Regions from separate parts of the Homo sapiens genome. Here region 2 is linked to region 1. Evidence: chromatin loops called from intact Hi-C (ENCODE). Cell type or tissue: tibial artery. All regions are shown on one strand. Links, peaks and the distances in the headings refer to the core of each region. The heading gives the core; the rest is flanking DNA. Region 1 has its middle 140 kb from the start of FAM76B. Region 2 has its middle 230 kb from the start of FAM76B.

Region 1 (11,666 bases), core at 2,298-10,297:
TGTTTCAGAACATAAGGTTTGAAACTAAAGTTTTATAAAGGGCAACAGAGCGCATTTGCCCTGTGTGTCCCTGCTATTATCTCTTCCTCCTGTTCCTTCAACAGTGGAGGTCAAGGACTTGGAAATTTGGGATCCCAGCCATCTATTTCAATTTCTTTCTACTTGAGAGATATAAATGAGAACACAATCATATTTCCAGAGCCTCTGAGATTCTATTTGATTCATGTTCTTCTTAAAGGTTTTGCTCAAAAAGAGCCTTGTTTCCTGCCAATTTCTGATGGCTGCCCTCCATTACCTGCCCTTTTGTTTCCCAGAAGCCCATAGGCCATTAGCCTAAGTATGCATCACTGGCAGGGGCCCTACATTTGGCGGCACTAAGCACAGCATGGGCAGATGAAATGCACCTTGGAGGTTGCCCATCCAAACATGGACAGCATCCAAGGCTTGAGGTGATGACATAGCCTGAGGTGGAACGAGTACATAGGGCTCTCAACAGTTATGTAATAAGGGCAGGAGGAGGATGTGGTGCATGAAAGTAAAAATGAAACATTGCACAAGTAGGCTTTGGTTTCGTGAGGAAGCCTGAGAGTAAGAAAGGTGATTTAGGCTTTATATTGCATGTGATGTTGCACCAGCAAAGGTGGCCAAAAACCAATGAGGAAGGAAAATACTGGTCTTACAGCTCTTACCAATGGCATGAAGGAAAAGAACAGAAGACTATGCCTTTTATCTATTATCTGTGAGACTCCCTAAAATTAAATTCTTACTTCACTAGGTAGTCATTTCAAGCAGCAAATTAGTTCATAAAGTAATCTGATAAATAAACATCTTGGAAAACATTTATGCCAATGGCCAACATGTATTAAGCTATGGTACCAGGACAGAAAATTCTAGAAATGTTTATTTATCTGTTGATTTTGTAGCTAAAAGGAAGAGAGAGAGGAGGAAGGATTACAACTTTGTCTCAGCCAAGACCTTCCTTGGCAGGACTGTCAGGCCTACAGGCATGTCCTTAGTTTGGCTAGTTTGTGGCTTCCATTCGATCAGTTCATCCAGGAGAGCTCTGACTGGTGAATGGAGTTGTACTGCTGAAGCTCACAAGAGAGAGATGAACAAAATCAGTGTATTTTTAAAATTATTTTAAGCTTAGAGATAAAAATGCCAAAGAGATTGATAATCACATGAGCTGATGGTATCATTTTTCTACCCAATCACAAAAATAGACAAAAAAAAATACCCTTTCACAAGGAAAACATGAAAATGGCTAATAATTGTATGAAAACATGCTGAATCTCAATTATCATCTGAGAAATGCAAACAAAACCCACAATGCCGTAAGACTACATATGTACCCGAATGGCCAAATTTTTGAAAACAACAAAAATAGACAACACCAAGTAATTGGCAATGTGGCAATGATGGATCAGTGGACCCAAATACTGCTCCTGGAAATAAAATTGTTAGAACAACTTTGGAAAACCTTGACAGTGTCTACTAAAGCTGGAAATACACGGACTCAAATCTCAGCAACTTCATTTTGATATGCAACAGATTTGAACCAAAAAACATGTACATAAATCTTCATAGCAGCATTATTCATAATAGCTAAAATTTGAAAACAATTCAAATGTTTCTCAAGAGAAGAAGGGATAAATATATAGTGGTATGACTATGGTAGAATAGTATGAAGGAATGAAAATGAACAAACCCATTACAACATACAGCACAAGGAATGACCCTCACAGACACAAAAGAGTCTGTACCACATATTTACATTCACTTCAAGTCTAAAAACAGGCAAAACTATGGTATTAGAAGTCTGAACAGTGGTTATCCTTGGTTGGAAAATAACAGGAGTTAAAAGGAGAGGATCTTAGATGCTAGTAATGTCCTTTTTCTTGAATTGAATGTGACGTGTATTCATAAAAATTAGTCAAGCTGCACACTTGAGATTTATGCATATTTCTATTTGTATGCTACACATTACTGTTTCTCAACTAGGATTGATTTTGCCTCCCAGAGGACATTTGGCTACTTCTGGAGACATTTTTGAATCTCACAACTAGAGGGTGTACTGGCATCTAGTAGACAGAGACCGTCCTGTAATGCATAGCACAACCACACAACCTCCTATGACAAAGGATTATCTACATATCAATAAAAGTAGTGTGCAGAATAAAATAGCAGCAACAGAATAATAATAATGTGTACAGCTTACACAACACTAATGTAAGATGTTCCTGATAAAAGTCGAGGTGCACTTATACTGTGTCACTCGTGCTACACAAGTCAGCAGTCCATGACGATATGTGGTAAGCCTACAACTACTGCATGCAAAGTTCTATGCAACTGTGGAAAAACCTCATACTTAATGAAGGAACAAGGGCTTAAGCCCAGGAAAAATAAATGTATTTTCATTGTATCCCAATGAGTGCCCATAAATTAATGTCTGAGAGGGAAGCAACTAGATACTTTGTTGACTTTTAAAACTCCAATATGTTGCACAGTTACTACACAGAGTAAGCACTATTTGTTGAATTTATGAATCAATAGTTCTCCCCAAGGCCGTACCAACCATAAACATCATTCTGTAATGCAATAGCCTTGCACATCTATGTCTTTCCAACTTCCCAAGCTCCAAATTTACCTGCCCTGCATCCTATCAGGTAGCCATCTAATTTTTCTGACACATTAATAAATACCAAGGTTTTAACTGTGGCAGTAGGTTTATATGCTACCAAGTTTCATAGTTGAATTTTGAAAGGGTCAACTGAAGACACAGTTTTCTAACCCAAAGAAGTAATGCTAGAAATTCTATGTACTTGTGGCAGGCCTACAAGGGAGAAATATAAAAAAGGACAAGGAGCATTTTCAGTGACACTCAAATCAAACACTGAAAAGGGTTGCCTTTGATGAGAAGTCACATTACTATGGCACTTACAACAGCAGGAAAGAATTTCAATGAGAGTATTTATGAAAACATATCACACATTCATAGGCTCTTCACACATACAAAAACATTGATATACATTTAGGTTAAAGAATGTGGAAGCAGGGGTACTAACACTGAAATGTTTAGAGATTGTTTTGACATTTCACGTGTGGTAGATACAATAGTACCCTCCACCTCCAAAAGATGGCTGATGTCTGTGCTATAATTTCTGAAACATGTCAGTATGGAGGGTTAGAAGGAAAGTGATAATTAAAGTTGCAGAAGCAATTAAGGTTGCTAATCAGCTGACTTTAAAATAGTGGCATTATCCTAGATTATCTAGGCAAACCCAATGTAATCACAAGAGTCCTTAAAAGGAGAAGAGGACGATAGAAGAGAACAAGAGAGACAGCAACATTAGAAGGATTCAGCCCAACATTGCTGGTTTTGAAGGTGGAGAAAGAGGGTCATGAGCCAAGGACTATGGGAAGCCTCTAGAAGATAGAAAAGGCAAGAAAATGAATTTGCCCTTTGGAGCCTCCAAAAGGAACACAGTCTTGCTAGCATCTTGCTTTTAGCCTAATGAGACCTATTTTGGATTTCAGACCTTCAGAACTGTTAGATAATAAATATGTTATTTTAAGCCACTAAATTTGTAATAATTTGTAACAAGAGCAATAGTAACTTATGCACTATATTGATGAATTGAGAAAAGGCCATGAGTCACTCAAGCAACTGACAATATAATTCATATTGACTTCTAAGTATAATTAAAAGGAACATATATACGTCCAAAACTACACATGCACACACACCCTTGTAATTTTTAGTCACTTCCTCATGGCATTCCTCTTCTCATTTGATCTTGTTATCAGAATTCAAGGATAAACCTGGGCCACAAGGGATTGCTTGCAGTTACCAAGAGTTAATTGAGAGATACCAGAAAGCCCACACAGGTTTTATCTACATTTCCTGGGATTAAAGTCAAATTGGGCAAATGGAGAGAGAAAAGCGTGTTTACTCTCTGGCAAAGGGGATAGCTTCAGAAGAAAGTTGTCCATTTGCTGACAAAGTTGGTAATTTGCAGATTTGCAAAACTAGGACACAAAATACACACAGGTGCAAATAAATATCTGTAAACCAAAAAAGTTAAACAAGTAATTTGAGATGGCTGGGAGAGAGCCAATTAATTAATTCCATCTCCAGGAATATTGCAAAGCCAATCTATGATCCAGGTTAAAAAGCAAAATCACACACTGGCAACAAAGGGATGGCTTAGGAAGGCAGAAATGCCTATAATCTTCATCAGCCCCATAACCCAAATCAACTCTAAATAAACATCTAACTCAAGTAAAAACATGATTACTATGTAAACACAGCTTCAAGCTACTGCCAAATAAATACACTTTCCACATAAAGCAGTGTGCCTTTCCCCAAAATCAGCTTTGGAGTAGTACTCTACCCACCCCCAATTCCCACTAGATCATAGCCCCCAAGCCCTTCATAAATGGAAATTCTGGAGGTGCCAAAGCTCTCCAGAATTTCAAGGATAGTTTTATCTCTTTTGAATAAAGTAAAAGAAAGAAACAAGTGGTACATTGAAGCAACAGTGGGATGCCAAGAACTTGAAAAAAAAAAATTAACAAAATTACTCCTATAGTTTGAATGTGTCCCCCAAAAGCGTGTGTTGGAAACTTAATCCCCAATTCAACAGTGCTGGGAGATGGGGCCTAACGGGAGTTGGTTAGGCCATGAGGGCACAGTGAATGGATTAATACTGTTATTGCAGGAGTGGGTTCATTATAAAAGGGAGAGTTTGAGTCCTTTTTGCTTTCTCTCTCTCTCTCTCTCTTTCTCTCTCAGCCCTTCTGCCTTTTACCATGGGATGATACAGCAAGAAGGTCCTCACAAGATGCTGGCCACTTGATCTTGGACTTTCCAGCCTCCAGAATTGTAAGCAATACAATTCTGCTTATTATAAATCACCCAGTCCCAGGTATTCTGTTATAACAGCAAACATGAACTAAGGCAATTACCTTCTGAGAGAAAAATAAAATGAACACACTGTCTCAAAGCTGGTTTATATAAGTTTGCTTTAAAAACTAAGACACAGGCTGGCAAGCACTAGTTATAAGCAGATTTAGAGTATAAGCATATTCAGAGAAACATACACCAATCAGAAAGGGACTGTTCAGAAAAGAAAATATTTTAAAAAAAAGATGACACAGAAGCAAATTTGGCTGTGCTCACTCAACCCCTGTCTAGAAGAGAGGGCCCCTTGGTTTGTGAAGAGTATTAGGTCTCTGTGCCAAGTGTGCACCCCTGAAAACAGATGGCTGCCTCAGTCCATCATGTTCTGATCTAACTAGACAGGCAACTTATCTAACTCTCCTGATTCTGATTACATGTCCACCATGTAACATTCTTATCACAAATGACTATAGGGAGGGAATGCACTAATCAGCAACCAAGAGCTCTTTATCTGCTTAATATACTTATATTCTCATCATAAATTCATTGATCGTTTTTCTAGTTTAATTTGAACCATGCACCATCTTTCCATCTGATTAACACTCACCCCATACGAGCTCCAGGAGCCATGGGTTCTTTGTCTTAAAGGGAAGGATTTTTGCCAACTGTTAGTTGTCTGGGAGTGGTCATAATTCTCACCAGAGCACTTGTCTTGCCCACAAAATGGTTGGGATTATTTTAGAGGCTTCTGGAACTGTCTGGGATCGTGTTTATGTGCCACTAGGTCTACTTGGTTTTGAGCTAGCTCCCATTTTTTTCTCACCAGAAACCCCAAGCCCTGCTCTTTCAAAAAACCCCGTTCTCCCATCTGCTAAGAAGCACACATTACTAAGTAAACACCAAGGAAAGAGAGACTTACTCGTGAATAGAAAATTAAAACATGAAAAAGAATGGGCTAGAAATTAAAGAGAACAGCCTAAGGAGGGCTTGTCTCATGAAGAAACAGGGAGACCAAATTACCTGAGCCCTAGTTTCTATTCCAGCTCAGCCCTGTGCAACCACCTTTGTAGCCTGGCAGAACTACTAAGGTCAGTGATGATCAAATTTTATGTGTGTCCTGGCTAATAAAAATACTAGTACTCATAACACTAGTGTTTACTTTTAATTAAATTATTTTTATCATAATGCTATTTAAATAGAAGTGCAAACATAAACCTAGGTATAAATTTCTTATGCGCACCCAACTATGAACTTACAGAACCAATATAATTCACATTACCTCTATTAATTTAATGTGACAGAGGATGTTACTTGCTGAAATAAAAATCACTCCTTTCTCTGTGACCATGGTCCTGAATGCCAGAGCAGGAATGTTTTTGGTTTGGCAGCCTATGCTACTGTGTGCTTGAGAGAACTTAATGTTCCCATCACAGTTCTTTATTTAAGTTACTGTGAAACTTTTACTCATAGCTTGCATCATGATGCCATTGGCCTTCCCTAATATATTATTTTTTTCTCTGTTCTTTTCCTTTCCACTTGAGGCCAATAAAGTTGTAAACACAAAAGCCAACTCCAACACAGAAATTATGTGGCAGTACTAAGGTAGGCATTTGATGACTTAGAATGTATTTACATTAATGTGCTAAAAGTTAAACACAAATTTAAGTTTAATTACTGTGGAGAACCTACACACGCTAGTTTAAGTAAATGGTAAATCTAGTCCCTTGACTGAGCATCATGTCAGGCTTTCACTCCCTCCTTCTAATGCACATGAAATATGTAAGACATAAAATCAATGTTTCCTTTCTGCTCTCAGCTCACAAAATGGTTGAGGCAACCTTATGCCTTTTTCTTTCATTTTGCACTCCGCAACTCTGAGCTTCTATTTGAGCAAGGTTATGTAAGTTGTCTGGGGAATATTCGTGGATCCCTCTTCTCAAGGAAAGCTGAAAACTGGAAGAGAATGAGATTTGCATCCTAGTGCCTATTCTTTAGTTTTGTAAAAGAGCAACAGCCTATCATTAATGGAGCAGAACAGCAGACAGGACTGGAAAAATTCCCCAACTGTTTATTTTTCCCTACTCATGCCTGCTAAAGCAGAACTTAAACCTCCCTTTGCATTCTACTCCATTTTCCCCTTCCCTTGGAATGTGAAGTCTACTTTTAGGATGGAAGAAAATAAACATTAAAATTTTACAAACTGGAAGCATTGGTTACAAGAGCTTCTGGCATATCTGCATCAGTTTTCCATTTAATCAAATAACTTAGGAGTGGAGTAGGGCACTAACAATGTTCCAAAAGACCAATAAGCCCTATTTCCCCAAATGCCCACTGATTAAAAATGCCACCTTTATCATATATAAATCTCCATATAAATGCAGATCAGTTGCTGAACTCCATGCTGCCACACTAATCTATCAGTCTATTCCCAGGAGCATTTAACCATTTTAAATACTATGAACAGACAGGAACTTCTAGATATGATCTCCTTGCTTTCTAATTTTTCTTTCATAATTTTTTCCCCTTTGCTCTCTACATTTTTGGAAATTTTATCATCTTCATCTTTGAGATCTATAATTTGGTCTTCAGGTCTTCTATTTAAAAATTTAGCAATCTTGATTTTTATTTATAAGAGCTGTTCTTTATTCTTCCTCCTTCATTGCAGCCTGTTTTTATTTTGAGGTGGCAATATTCTCTTAAATGTCTCTACCTATAACATTAAATGTTCTTAAAGTTCTCTTCTGTTTCCTGGGTCACTGGTTCTGATTTTTTCCTCTACCTCTAGGTTCTTTATGTTTTATCACTGCTTTTCCTCGAATATCTGGATAGTCTTAATATTTTCATTAATCTGATCTCCATTTTCTTTCAATTATTCAGAAATTCTTCTAAGTTTCTATTCATTATATCACTCTTTCTCAATTTTCAGCATTGTTATGGATGTACTGACTTCAAAGTTTCTTTTCTCTGATTATATTGAGGATTTAAGAAGACGATTCAGTTCGCCATCCTGTAATAATTTATTAATTTTTTAAAGACAAAATTCATGTCTCTTCTTTAAATAATGGTGGCAGAACATGTGGGGATTTCATACGTCATACAAGAGTGTACTTTCAACCAAATGCCGTCTGATTTCAAATGGTCACCTTTATCACATACTAAACTTCTGTACAAATGTAGGTTTATTTCTGAGCTTTGTGCCGCCTCACTAAGCTATCAATCTATTTATATATCAGTAACATTTTTTTAAATTAATTATTGGTTCGCTTACTCCCATTTGCCCAGCAGATATCCACTTGCAAATTGGAAAGGATTGTGAAAAAAAAAGAAAATGATAATACAGACTAGTAACATATCTTGAAAAATGTTTTCCTCCTTGCAAACATCGAAGAACAGAAAAGCAAGTGGTTACCTAAGATTTACAACATTTCCTTAACATTTATGATAACATGTATCCTGTCACAAAGTATATATAACAAATAGTATCTTTAATTTATCCCCAAAATAGTAATTAATGTCTCGATTAATATCTCCATTTTACAGAAAAAGAAATCAAAGCCTGGAGAACTTTGAGTTAAGTATCTTACTCAAAATTACCCAACTAGCAAATGGCAGGACTTAAACTTGGATCTCACTCCAGAACTCAGACTCTCACTGCTATACAACACGTGCCACTTTTTATTCAAGCAATGGAGCTTCTTTTTTCATGTATTAGAACGCTCTTTATTAACTAGCTTGCCCTTCTGCTCTAAATGAATTAGAAAACAAGTCCATTGCTGATTGCCACACTTGTGGAAGGCAGACCTGTATCCCGACCATGTGTGCAGAGCAATGTAATTCAAACACAATGACACCCTCCGTGAGGATAGACTCAGCTTTCTGCTGGTTGGTCTCTGCCTCTCATACCAAAAGGTCTCCAGGCCCACAGGCTACTCCTTACTACATCTACAAGATATGCCACAAGCTTAAATAGATGTTTTATATGTAGGTACATGACAAATACAATCATGCAAAAAGCGTGTATATCAGGAGACAAAAACAGACAAACAATACAGAAATGAAAATACTTATATTAACGAGGCAATCTTATGGGAAAGCATTTATTTAAAAATCTATGCTGGAATCACTGTCTTTACAGATTTTAAAAGTAATAAAATAATTTAATTCATTTAATGTATTAAATGTGGCATCCTGGATTAAAGAATAATCAAAGATTCTCCTCTAAAATGTATGTTGATTTCATTTCCCCTTTTGTCCACCCTCTATGGCCTAAGAATATGTGAAATGGCCAAAAGGAAGGAATTGAGGAACAAAGGGCCTGGGTAGTGACAACCAAAGAAACAGCTGGGGGTTAGATACCATAAAAGCAAACTGAAGGAAGGAATCAGAGAAGCGAGGGAAAAGAAAACAGTTTTTTTCTGCCTTCAACCACTCTAAGAGGTAAGGGTCATAAAACAAGAGAAGCTGCTTGAAGTAAATATAATGACCTGGGAAGGATAGGACATGAGGAGGGAAAGATGAACTAGGGAGATAAAGAATAAAGGGAAATGAAAGGATTTAAAAAGCAAACAGGAAATTCATCTAAAGAGGATAGAGAGGGAAGGATAACAGCTGAGGTTTAAGTAATACGTTGGTCAGATAGTAACATTATTATTATTTTATGCTTACATGCAGATGGGAAACATGCTCCATTTCTAAAAGCCCAAGAGAAAAGGTCACACCTTTAATTTCCAGGCTCCTATAGCTTTTCCATTCCTCATCTCCCAATGCCAGCAAAAGTTTCAAATCCAACAATACTTATGGTGATTTAATTTGGTTACAAAGACTCATGGGGTAGGAAATTTTAACTTGACATCCAAAGCTTAGGTTCCAGAAGACCAACATCTCAGACTGGCCAGTGACCCACTGGCCACACTCAAAGCAAAAATAATTATCCAGAACTTTAAAATAAGACAAGAAGAGCACTGCAAGATCTCTTGTCATCTATTAGAGAATTTTCTAACAACCCTGCTGCGAGTTATCTGATTCTCTAGGGCTGTCATTTAGTTCGACTTCATATTTATTATTAATTAGGGCTCATATTCTGTGTATAGTTGTTAATTTGTAGAAGATTGATCAATTGTGAGATATTTTTGTCCAGTGAGGATAAAAATAATAATTGCCCAGTGAAAAAGATAACCTCAGAGGCTACCATTTTATTGGCCCCCTAGGACGTGTATAGTTTTGTATGTAACTTACCAACCTTATTTGAGCATTCATTCTTTCACAAACTATATATACTTCTTTCTCTCAGAGTCTCCTTTACCAATCCTGTTGCTTTTCTCTTTGCTGGTTAAATCTTTGACACATGCTCAATATACATTTAAATATGTTTTTAAATGTTTAAAATGAATACTTTAACAATATTATCAACACTAATAACACATATTTAGCAGTATCTTACTATATATACCAGACATTTTATTAAGTACTTTGTGAACAGCATCTCATTTAATCCTCACAACAATCCATGAGTTTGGGTAAACTGAGGCCCAAAGAAAATAAGTAATTTGTCAAGATCATCCTTGAGCAGAGGAAGGATTAGAACTCTGGGATGATTTAATAGGAATTCTGTATTCTTGTTATTGCATTGTATTTTTCTGCTAAGGTACCACAGTAATGCCTACCATGGACAGGAATCTAGCAATGACGGGAGGTGCTGGAAAGTCACTGAAGCTGGAAGTTGGGTGCTCATGATGTGAGGTAGTTGGTAAAATTGGTAAAGCTTCTAGAGAACTAACATGCTGATTTTGTATAAAGGGGGGTATCATCTCCGTTTAACAGATGAGGAGACTGAAATTCTGAAAGAACTCTCTCCAAGTCACCCCACCAATAAGAAACTGAGCAAGAAAGTGGAAGCTCATCACCAGACCTCCAGCCCAGTGTATTTTCTGAGGCTCCCCCTGCTTCTGAACAGATGGTCAGTAAGTTCAGCCTCATTTGTTCCACATCTTAGTTCCAAACTGCGGCTACAGCTGCCATTATTTCCCCTTTGTCCTGGATCTATTTGGCTTTGAGATTTTTATCTTCCTGCTTTTGTCTTTGACATAATGATCAGGCAACATTTAATTTGGTCTCTGGTTCTCATTTATTTTTCTGGCACTGGTCCCAGAGATCAACTCAAAGGAACAACACACAGTCACAAGATATCAACGGCCTGATTTCTATCAGGGCTATCTGACACTAAAGTTCAACATTCCCTTCCTGACCACCACCCGCACACCCCAACAGTACAACATATGGACACAACCTTTGTAGATATGCTACCTGCTTGCCTGCAATATGAGTTTTACACCATAAAATTAGGTACAGTTAATGGTAATTATTAAACAGATGGACTACTCTAAACAGCAAATACTTAGCAAGAATTCCACTTGAAAGCAACCCCTGCCTTACCCTTTTTATACAAGAAGTCTTTTTTAGAAATAAGGAAAAGGATAGAATTTGACCCAATATCTATCTGCATGTTATTTGCCAGTTTTAGCTCCATGAATACCACCCAGCAGTACTCAATATATGTCTATTTAAGACTATCAATTGATAGTAATTAATCCAGAACCAACAAACCTATGAATTCATTCACCCTGAAATACCGAGGCATGTTATTTCCAGTAGCACTGCACTGGTTTTTGCTAGAACCCTAGCCAAGTTACTTTTCCTCTTTGTCTTTCAATGCCTTTACCTAAAGGAGGATTTTAAGTTCATAAATCTCCTCCAATTCTGACTT
Region 2 (11,666 bases), core at 2,260-10,259, 87 kb before region 1:
AATTTGTACGCAGATCTGTATGATTCCAGAATCATAATTAACCACAAAATTATACTTTCTAGAACAAGAATGCAGCCTATATTGTGAGATTTTGTTTTCAGGTATCACAAGGTTTCACCTGCCCCTAAGATATCTTTTCTCAGTCTTGCTTTTAAAAATTGATGTTATTATACAAATTACTTGAGTTGGGACCATATTATTAGATAGCCATCACTAAAGCAGAAATATAGCCTGAGAGCAACCAGGCTTTTTCCCCCTTTACACACAAGCACCACTAGAAAACATTCCTGGAATAGTTTAGGAAATAAATCGGTCTAATCCTGAAATGCAGAGAATCAGAGGCCTCAGGAAAGGGGATTTAGGATTACTGGTCAACTTTGATTAGGAAATGAAAGGAAAGTTCTGAAGATTAAATCATTGATTAAATTTCACCGAACATCTCTGGGCAGCTATAATTAGCAAACATGATTTTAGAAGTAGAATTAGAGGAAGGGACACATAATGTCAAGTCAGGAGATGTGCTGCCCAGGACACATTTAGCTTACTTTACCATTTTACTTCCTTCTTCACAGTCTTCTTTCTAATTGGACATTCAGAAAGGAACATGTCATGCACAGCTTCAAGCTTTCCGATGGGTTGCCAGTGAGCCTCTTTCTCCAGATTTGGCAATTAAATGCTTAGTGAATACTTAAAATGTGTCCCCACCCTCTCGTAGACTAGTCCCCCATCGCACTTTATCCCCTATGCTGCTGCTCCAGTGCTCACAACATTATCTGAAACCATATCCTATTATGTTGTATTAAATTATGTTTTACCATGTTATTTATTTATTTATTTATTATATGTCTCTCTGGAGAGTAGATTCCATGAGAAATAGCTTCATCAACTTTGTTCACCCCTGCATTACTAACTTGTAAAATGGTCCCTGAAATATAGTAGCCACTCAATACACATTTGTTAAATGAATGAATCAGCTATGGTATGGACTGCTGTGAGAGGTATTGAGGGAGTTAATATATAGCATTATTTAGTGCTTACTGTCTCCTAGGCCTGTTCCACACAGTTCACATCGATTAACTGCTTTAATATTCATTACCTTTCTATGAGATAGATATCATTACTAGCCTCATTTTACAGATAAAGAAAGTGAAGTACAGAGAAGTTAGGTAACTTGCTCAGTGTTGCACACCTAGAAAGTGTCAAAGCCACACTGGAACGCAGATCATCTGGCTTCAGGGTTCTGTTAAACTTTATGATAAAATAAGACAAGACACTACCGATTTGAGAAGAAAAGTCTTGCCCACACAAAAAAATAAAGAAGTTCACAGTGAATAACAAATGAAGGTTTAATCAATACGTTTTCTAAGGCTGAGAGGAGAGAAGGTTCCCAGAAGACCAAAGTTGCCGAGGAAGGGCTCATAAAGAATCCGAGATTTCGACTGGTTCTTGAATAATGTTTTGGCTAGTGATGAAGGTATCTTATCACTGAAGCCCCAGTGATTACAGTAAAAAAAAAAAAAAAAAGCAAGTTCCAGTAAAGACATAAGGGATCCATGATTCTATGACACACAGACATCTTTTTGAAGGTTCTGTTGGCCTTGGCTTTAATATATTTACTGATGTTTATAAGAAAGCAGGGAAATGAGAGAACAAAGAGTAAGGGCATGATGATGTCATTCTTCTGAGATGGTTCTGGAGAGGATGGCATTGCTTCTGGGACACCAGTAGCCCAGAAGTCAGGAATTCCCCCTGGAGAAAGCAGGATTATCCAGAAACAATCACTCTGCCTCCCCACTCTGTCTTCCGCAATGAGAATTGAGCTACTGATACCAGAGTGTTTAGAAAGTCAGAGCTTTCTTAATAAAGACTCCTCTGCACTGGATGGGAATTTCCCCAGTGAAGTCTAAGTTTCAATACCTGATTCCCCACTGATTGCTGTGATGATTATCAGGATGTCAAAAGATTGGCATTCCTGTCACTGAGAACTGGGTTGCTCATTTTCTCCTGAGTTGGGGTCTTCAAAGTCATCTTAAGCACTGCAGGGTTTCAACGAGCTGGAAAATGTGTGAGAAAACAACATCCAAGTCGTGGCTCCCATTTTTGACATCTGCATTCAAGACTGGGCCACAGGACTCCAGTGGTGGTTCTTTCAATCCCTTCTATTCATCAGGGCAGCAGGATTCGTGATTCAATGAGCTACGAATTACAATCCTTTCTCTAGAAAATTGGTTTTTGAAAGTGCCTACTGGGTATGACTAAGAGGTTTTGTGCACTGGGGTTTCAGTTGATGTTTGTATTTTTTCTTATTATGACTTGAAGGAAAAAACCAGAATCTAAAATTAGCCCTTGTTTTTTCAACTTGGAACTTCATAAACACATCAGCAGTGGGGTGTGTGTGTGTGTGTGTGTGTTTTGCAATAAGCAATATTACAATTTCTTGACATTTTCATTGCTGTTTCTTGACATATTTAGTGAGGCTTTAAAGGTTTCTTTAGACAGAAAAAAAAAAGAAAAAAAATGGCTATGTTCCAAATCACCATATGTTTCCAATTGCAAATTCAAAAGCAGAAGACAGGCCTTAACTTAAGCTGTACAGCCTTTTGTGGTGGTTATGGTGCTGGGGAGGTAGGTTGTCTTTTTACATTTAGTTATTAGAATTTCAGTGTTACCCAATGACATAAAAGGAAAATAAAGCATTTAGCAAATATTTGTTGAGTGCCATCTATGTGTAAGACACTGGGTCAGGGAGGGTGCAATCTAGTTGGGGATACAAAATATTAAAGAAAGCAAATGTTCAAAACGGGATGATAAATGGATAGCTTTCAGCCATAAGTTCTCCAGGAGATCAAAGAGTTAGGAGCTGACCTGGTAAAAGAACGATTCATAGAAGAGGTAAAATTGAGCTGAGTCTTGAAGAAGGATAATAGGACATTTCAGGTGAAAGGAACTATAGAGTCAAAGTCACAGTGATGGAGCTGTGCATGCACATTCAGATTGGTGACTGCATCTGTGAGGTTGGAACTGATGCAGTTTCATAAGAATGAGGAAGTTTCCATAAGAATGGGGAAGGAATCATGGAGAAAGATGGGAAAATCAAGTAGAAGTCACATTATGATAAACTGGAGTGACAGGCTTGGTGTACCATGATTATTGTTGTTTAGATTGTATTTAGTCCAAACAACAATTACTTGCATTGGGTACTGATTATAAGCCCCATTCTATAGATAAGGAAACTAAAGCTCATAGAGGCTAAGAAGTTGCCCAAAGTCAAATAATGAATTATTTGGTTAACCCAGATTTGAACTAAAGTCTGTTGGATTCCAACTCCTCTTAATCTTTCTAGCTTAAGTGGTTAGGCAGGCTTGAGTGATAACTGCTGTCAGCCAGTAGTTGATATTCCAGCAAGAATAATGATGTTTTTAACCAGGATGAGGAAATTAGGATGAGTAAACTAAAGAGTAGCTGCCTAGAACTAAGGTGACCAGAGGGCATGGTGGAAGTAGCAAGACCCCTAGAGCTGGCATGCTCTTGATGCATCCTCAGAAGGAACCTTATCACTTACAGCTGGAGTTCTTAGCCTCAGAGTTGGACAGTTCTTCCATATGAATGTCCCCGGCAAGCATTTATTAAAGAACAGATGCAGGGTAGGGAGTCAGAATAGTTGAGGGCACTTGGAGCCATAAAGGCCAAACATGTCCCATTTGAGTAACTGTTCTCCTCGGAGCACTTAACGATTTCTAAGACTGAGGTTCTTGAGTTGAATCAAGTTATCAAATGCTCCAAGGCACTGTAAGTCACTGAGGTGATAGGGAGCTAGGGCCTTAGAGGCCACTGTGTTTGCAGGTAACATGTATCTAATTGTAAACAGGATTGTTTCATGTTACAGAAAAACAAGGAGCTGAAGTGGCTTCATCCATAGCTAGATCCAGGTACTCAAAAAACAAATGTCATTTGTCTTTCTCCATCTCTTGGCTCTATTGTCCTCAACATTGCTTTATTCTCAGGCCAGTTCTTCAAATGGCAGCAAATATAATTAAGAGCACCTCCAGGCTTAACATCTTTCAGTCCACCTACCCCAAAGACAGGAGGGTGGTGTGATTTATGGAGTACTTCTTCCTCTAAAGAGGCAGAAAGATTCCCAACATTAGGTTCAGGACCCAACTTAAGAGTTAGGAGATGAGCCCAGCTACATCCAAACTCCATGGTAAGAGAGTGAGAAATGGATGGTTCTCCAGGGGAAATTAGGTCACTGCTACTAAAGAACAATGGTTACTGGGCAGCTGTCATAACAATGTCGTGATAATTCAACAGTGTTGAAGGCACTGTTGGTATGAAGAGTAGAGAAAGAGCAAGAAGAATAGGAAAAAGAGAGTCAGCTACATGTATAACAGAGCAGGAATGGCTTCTGGATTTCCTATTTTCTATGGTAGGCCTGAGCCTAAGAATATCTTCTCTGGTTCTGTCTCTCACAACTTCCCTGCTATTCCCCTTGTTCCAGCCTTGCGAAACACACTGGGCTCCATCACACATCCAGGCCTTTGCACCAGCTGCTCCTCTTTCTGGAATTCAGACCCACACCATCCACTCCGATATCCACCTGGTAAGTTTGTACTTTCACATCTGGAAACGTTATCTCCCAGCAGAGCATCAGACATTCTTTTCTGTCTGCTCCCATAGCAATTTAACTTTCTTCTTTTTTTTCTTTCCTCTTCCTCCTCTTCCTCTTTCTTCTTCTTTGAGTGACGATTACTTTTTGTAGGTTTGCTTGGGGAACATTAGGCCACCTTGATAGGTTCTAATAGTATATTGAATAAATTGTTTTATGATGCCATCTGTGAGGGGACAAGAAAAATGCAGCTCCTTCCTTGCAGCTGATGTGTCATAGACCCTACACATAGACATGCATACATGTGAGAATTAATATGGACCCTTCATAAAGTCCTATAGCAAGTTCTGTGACCTGATTTTCTGCTCAGTTTTCTCAGAGGCCCAACTCTGTATTCCTCATGGAGCATAAATGTCTTTTAGAGAGATATCAAAATTTAAAATTTTCTAGAACTTTTTAACAAGATTAATTTAGATTCTTTTCTTACTGCTATGGCTCAGTGCTAAGTAACCCTTTGAGTTCCCTTCTAGCCGCATTTGAAGTGACTCGATCTTCCTCACAAAAGCTGCCTAATCAGATATCATAATTTCAAAGACCATTAGGGAAGGCTTTAAAAGATGGCAGAATATTCCAGGTTCCAGGCTTGTCAGCATGAAAGTCAATAGCCACTGTTAGGTAAGCCAGCTTATTCCACACAAAAGACCACAGGCAAGCCTTCTTGGGATTAATAATTTTGCCATTACTTTTTACAATGTGGCATATTTAAAACAGGAATAGTCAGACACTTTATAACGCTACTTTATACGGCCACTGACACCCTCCCAAGCCTTACCTCTTCACTGGCCAGAACTCTCACCTTTTGTAACTTGCAAGAATTGTGACAGTGAGCTTGCCAAGCTCCCAGAATGCAGCAAGTCCTGCCCAACCAGCCTGTCGGAGAGTGAGGTGATTTATAAGCCAGAGTATGAGGGAACCAAAAATCAAAACAGAAGGGAAAGCCTCTGAGGAGGACAGCTAAAAATAGCTTTCCTTCACCATTCTGTGATACTCGGGGGCAGCCTTAGCAAATAGCCTGCTGCCTTGCTCCTGCAGAAGCCCACTCCATAGTCACAACAGGCACTGACAATCCATCAGGGCATTCCTTCTCCCAGGACCTGAGCTGGGGCTCACCATCCTTCTCATCACAGCCAAACACTTCAGGAGGCACGTGAAATGAAACCCATTGACCAGGGTTTGAATATCCCTTCCAAAACTTATGTTGAAACTTGCTGTTGGAGATTCATGTTGCATCCCTGGCAATATTGAGAGGTGTGCCTTTAAGTGGTGTTTGGATCATAAGGGCTCTGCCCTCATAAGTGAATTAATCCATTCATAGATTAATGGATTAATGGGTTATCAGGAGAAGAGAACTGATGCCTTCATAGGAGGAAGAGGGACTAGAGATAGCATGTGAGCACCCTCAACCCACTTGCCATGTGATGCCCTGCACCACTGTGGGACTCTGTAGAGTCCCCCACCAGCAAGAAGGCCCTCACCAGATGCACACTGTCAACCTTGAACTTCCCAGCCTCCATAACTGTAATAACTAAATCTCATTTCTTGTAAATTACTCAGTTCCAGGTATGTTGTTTTAAGTAACAGAAGATGGGCTAATACACAATTCTTCTCTTAGAATACTTTTCTATGGCTTTCTTTTGTGTTCTAGTATAAATTTTTCCTAGTCTAGCCAAATTTCACTGATTCTCTATTAATAATTTCTCCTCTCTAAATTCTACCTGAGACTGTTCAGCATTCCACACAACTTAGAATTGATTTGCCCTCTGTTTATGCTAAGGCTTTGCACCAAGAGTGTAAGGATCTTAATGTGCTCTTCTGCATCCATAGCTTTCACTGTACCAGCCAGATTACATATACACAAATAACTTACTGTTTGGTTTCATAAGTTTTGGATGAATAATTTAGCTGCTGAGTAAGGGGGAAGTAACTAACATTTATTTACCAATAGCTGTGTACTAGGTAGGATGCTAATTAACTGCTTTACATACATTATCTAATTTAATACTTACTGCAGAACTTTGAGGTGTTATCATCCCCATTTTTACAGGTTAAGAAACTGAAGGTCAGAGAATTTACAAAACTTAGTAGTATAAAATATACCCCAGAAGAACTAATAGACTTAGGAAGAGATGGCAGTACTCAAAGAAGCCCCTCATGAAAAATTGTGATATATAAGACAACTCCGTGTGTTCACAAATGAAACTCAGTTTACTTGATAAGTTCCATATTCTGATAATGAAAGAGAAAAGAATAGTTTAAATCAGAATTGCCATGAGGCTGGGTGGGTGGCTCATGCCTGTAATCCCAGCAATTTAGGAGGCCGAGGTGGGTGGATCATTTGAGGTCAGGAGTTCGAGACCAGTCTGACCAACACGGTGAAACCCCGAATGTACTGAAACTACAAAATTAGCTGGGCGTGGTAGTGCATGCCTGTAATCCCAGCTACTCGGGAGGCTGAGGCAATAGAATCACTTGAACCAGGGAGGTGGAGGTTGCAGTGAGCCAAGATGGCACCACTGCATTCAAGCCTGGACAACAAGAGCAAAACGCCATCTCAGAAATAAATAAATAAATAAATAAAATATAAGAATTGCCATAGAAAATTCAGGAAATGTGGCAACTGCAATAACAGAGAAATTAAAAGCTCTGTACTGTCGATGGTTAAAAATGTGCATTTTTATATGTTCATTTTTTTCCAACAAAGATGAATAATGTGCTGTTCTCAGCCTCAAAGTGCTCAAAATCTACTGAATGAGAAAGACCAGAACATAAACAGATAATTATATCACATAAGATAGATGAGGGGTAAATATACAGAGAGGATATTCAGAGACCTCAAAGAAAGAAAACTGAACCTAGTCTGGAGGGTCTGGAAGTCTTATTGGAGAAGTTGAAACTATATTTATCTTACTCGCTACTATTTCACAAATACCTAGAATGATGCCTTATTCGTAATATGTTTGGCAAGCATTTGCAGGATAGTTGAATGAACGCATGAATGAATGAGCTCTCAGTATTAATGTTCGGGAGGAATTACCCAGACAAAGAAGGAAAGCTTGGGAAAGTGGGCTCAGGGAGTGGAGCATAAATAATATTATTCCAGGTAAAGGACACTGCAGAAGCAAAGACACACAGGAAAGAAACCAGATAGCTTGGGTGGAGATTATAATTAGTCTTACATCACTGGAGCATAAAACACACAGATGAGAGTGAAACAAGATGGAGCTGGAGAAATAAGCCTGGGTCATATTCAGGGTTTATATTGGAAATCATTGACAGGAGATGCAGTGTGGGCACCAGGCTTCAGAACAGTTGCTGGTCCAGGAGACACCCAATGATGACAGGTGTTATTACCTTTTCAGATGCTTGATTATGGGAGAAAGTCTGCGGAGCTTTGCGGTGGAGCTGGGTTAGATGGAATGGGATCTTGAGCTGAAAGGGAGGAGTTGGACAGAATCCTAGACAATTCGTCTAGAGTAACCAACAGAGTCTATACACCCATAGGGAGATGTGGTCTGGAGCTCATTGAAATTCTTTTCTAATTGCTTCTCTTTCCACAGTGAAATATGAAGCCAGGTCTCCAGCTAAGAGTGAGGATGGAGTAGGAGAAGTTGGTGGTTTTTTGAGGGACAAGAAGCTATGGCGTAGTCATGTAGGAGAAAGGGAGGGTAAATCAAGCAGGGCATACAATGGGGTGGGGACAGGACTAAAACCTGCTTGAGGTTAATATTCATGAGACTAAAGTAAAGCTGATCACTACGATTTTGTGTTTTTCTCTAGCAATGTGGAGCTGCATGAGTGCTGGTGTGTAGGAGGTAGAGTGTTGGATTTAAACAAAATTGTGTTTATTCCAAGTGGGTGTGAAGTAGAAGCTAAGCCTGATGCTATAGAATTATCTATAGTGTTTCAGTTAGTCTGTATTATGAAAGGGGACTGAATAGAGAATTTCAGATCCTATCTCTTGAGTCAGTTTCATATATGCACCCGGCCACCCTGCTGCTCCTCTTTGCTCCTAAGTTTCTTGGAAATATTGTCTACATTGACTGGCTTAGTTTTCTCATTTCCCATTGAGTTTTCACCTTAGTTCTCTGGATGTTCCATTTAGTCTTCTTTGTGAATTCCTTTTCACTTGCTCATCTCTGCCTTACTTCCTACCCTTCACGTTAGCTCTGGGATATCACATCCACTCCCATGGTTTTCATTACCATATGCTTTCAGAGTGTTTCCAAATCTGTGTCTGAAGTTCATCTCTTCTAAGCTCTAACCAATCTCTCCCACTCCTTACTAGATCTAATCATTTGGATATTCTTTTTATACCACAAACCCAAATATCCTAAATAATTTATCTTTCATCCCAATATGTTCCTCTTGGAGTACTCACTATCTCAATGGTTTCACTATCCACCAGTTTGTTCTAGTTAGAAGCCTGAGAATTCACTCAATCTTCTCTCTTACCTCATCACATACATTTTATTAATCATCATGCTACCATCAATTCTACCTTCTTTATATTTGTCTAAATTTCCCAAATTGCTGGCAATGAATATGTAATCAGAAAAATATCTTAATTAATAAAAATAAATATTTTAATGTTCATTTGGATTTGGTGTTCACATCACCTCCACGTCTTTGGAAAACTTACCACAGACATTTGGCAAAATTGCATTTGTCTCTGTGGACAGCCTGAGAGCTTTTGGCGTCTGCAAAAAAGGACTAGGGACAGAGCCATGAATATTTAATCTGTTTCTTACTGAATTGTCCAAAAAGAAAAAAAAAAGCAGGAATGGAAACACCACCCACTGACCTGCCCTAGTTGCACAACTCAACATTCTCACATTTTACAGTTGGGGTCACAAAAGAAAAGTCAAAGCAAAACTATGAGTCCTTTATCTTACTTTTTCAGAGCCTTCCACAGGCTCATGGGGTGAGAATGTACCTTTCCATTTAAAGCTACTGTGCTTCATAACTTCTAGAAGCAAAGGAAGCTGAGCTGCATTCTTCGAAAATGCTGGGTAGCTGGGGCATATCAAAGGGAATTTGGAATGGTTTATGTGGTTTGAAAATTCTTGGGGGCAAAACTGCCTTCCTGTTGCTTTTGGAAACTATCATCCAGAATTGGAAAGGAGGTAAACAACAGGAACTCCTCCACCATTTGGTTTGCTTCCCCTTTGTACTTAGCTAATTATTTTATGCTAACAAGAGAGCGTGTTTCTCCATAGTTACTTTTTTTTTTTTTTTTTTTTGAGGCTTGCTGCAACCTTGGGACCCTTGGAAGATGAAAGCCAAATCAGCTCACTTTCAGTTTAGGCACAAATGAAGCTGGGTGTCTTCTGCCATACAAACCAATGAAAGTGCTTTCTCACCAGCTTCCTTCCACTCACTGCTCCATTGTTCCTAGAATGGGTGAAATTCATTTGGTATGTGATTAGCCATCATCCAAGGCTAATAGTACCATTATAAAAAGTGCAAAGTAGTGGTTGGTGGTCATACATTTAAAGTGCAGTCAGTGGCTGGGCGTGGTGGCTCACACCTGTATTTGGGAAGCCAAGGAGGGCAGATCACGAGGTCAAGACATCGAGACCATCCTGGCCAACATAGTGAAACCCCATCTCTACTAAAAATACAAAAATTAGCTGGGCGTGGTGGCACACACCACTCGGGAAGCTGAGGCAGGAGAATCGCTTGAACCAGGGAGGTGGAGTGAGCCAAGATTGCGCCACTGCACTCTAGCCTGGCAACAGAGCAAGACTCTGTCTCGATAATAATAATAATAATAAAGTGCAATCAGTAGTCATGTCTGATGTCCCCACTGCCAATTCCCAATATGTATCCGTAACAATGTATGGGAAAATCTCTCCCTTCCTTTCAGCTTCAGCAGGCCTTTGGGTGGTAATATCTTCCATTCCTCTAAATCTGCTACTTCTCTTCTATCTACTTTCTTTAGTTTGAGAATTTGTTCATTTACTGTTGTCTCTTCTTCTATTCCTTTTTCCCCTGTGGATTAATACCTGTTTCTATTCCTTTATTATTATGTAATTTTAGCAGGATTTGAGGAAGGAGAGGAGATAAACCAGTGGTATCCATCAGGGATTTTTAACCGGAATCCTTAATTAATTTTGTGCTTATGTTTTTCCACTGAACTTTTAATTCCTTCAGGGCAGAACTGGGTTGATTAATTTCTGTCCTGACCACTCTGTGCAGTGCCTAGTATTTTCAGTAATTCTTACTGAAAAAAAAAAAAGATGGAATTAATTTCTCCAAGAGTCTTTTTGCCAAGCTAATACCTAGAACAGAATGTAAGCTATATATAAAAGTTCAGACAGATAATGATTACAGAGTGGAAAATGATGTTAGGAATTGGGTCAAATATGCTTTGGGATCTACAGAAAATCCAAAATGCATTTTTCAAAATTGTGTTTTCAGAGATTTGATGCTTATCTTTGACTCATATGTACTTAGGTCTCTAAGAAAAGTTTCCTATTGCCCAGGGGTGGGGACGTGTTTATGTGCAAAATGCCTTGACCCCTGACTGACCTTCCTCTACCACCACTATCAATGCCCCACCATAGTTACATCTTCTCTGAGTTGTTCTCTGAGGGTGCCTGCCAGCCTGAACTCCTGGCTCAGGCAGTTGAGTAGGAGAAGAGGTGGGTGTTTCAGTAATTTATTTTTGCGTGCCTGATTTAAACCATCCCCTTCTCACCAAATGGGAGCTTTCAGCTATTAGAGAAGACAAGCAGCCCCTTTTGTCTCTGTACCTTTCAAGCTGCAAAGATGCCTTTCACCAGATTAAAAGATTAAGGCTTCTTCCAGAATTCCAAACCAGCTGGTTCTGAGAATTTTAAATGTGCCTGAAAAAAAGCATCTGTTCTTTCCATGTTACTTTTATCTTCCCTTTATACTAACCAACTATTCATTTATGTCCACTAAGCCTGATAAATGGAGAATCTATAGTTTATAAACTCAAAGAAGAACCCTATTCCATGCATTTATTATTTTCCTA

What was found. A loop is a pair of places that touch in the nucleus more often than their neighbours do. Peaks named below come from ENCODE experiments on the same cell type or tissue, not always from the same donor. Only the 100,000 strongest peaks of a DNase experiment are listed, where the experiment ranks them.
Region 2: a loop joins it to region 1, with 2.3 times the contacts of the local background. A loop is called at or near these places in 3 of 110 quality-filtered maps.

Annotation. Positions count from the first base shown.
Region 1 is chr11:95,641,229-95,652,894 of GRCh38, forward strand. No RefSeq gene overlaps it. Among named protein-coding and RNA genes, the nearest start is that of FAM76B, 140 kb to the right of the region's middle. In tibial artery, for the core only: a CTCF peak has its summit at 6,484; a DNase peak (open chromatin) is centred at 6,285; H3K27ac peaks cover 7,845 bases.
Region 2 is chr11:95,554,545-95,566,210 of GRCh38, forward strand. No RefSeq gene overlaps it. Among named protein-coding and RNA genes, the nearest start is that of FAM76B, 230 kb to the right of the region's middle. In tibial artery, for the core only: no CTCF peak of the experiment used is centred there; a DNase peak (open chromatin) is centred at 5,539; H3K27ac peaks cover 6,219 bases.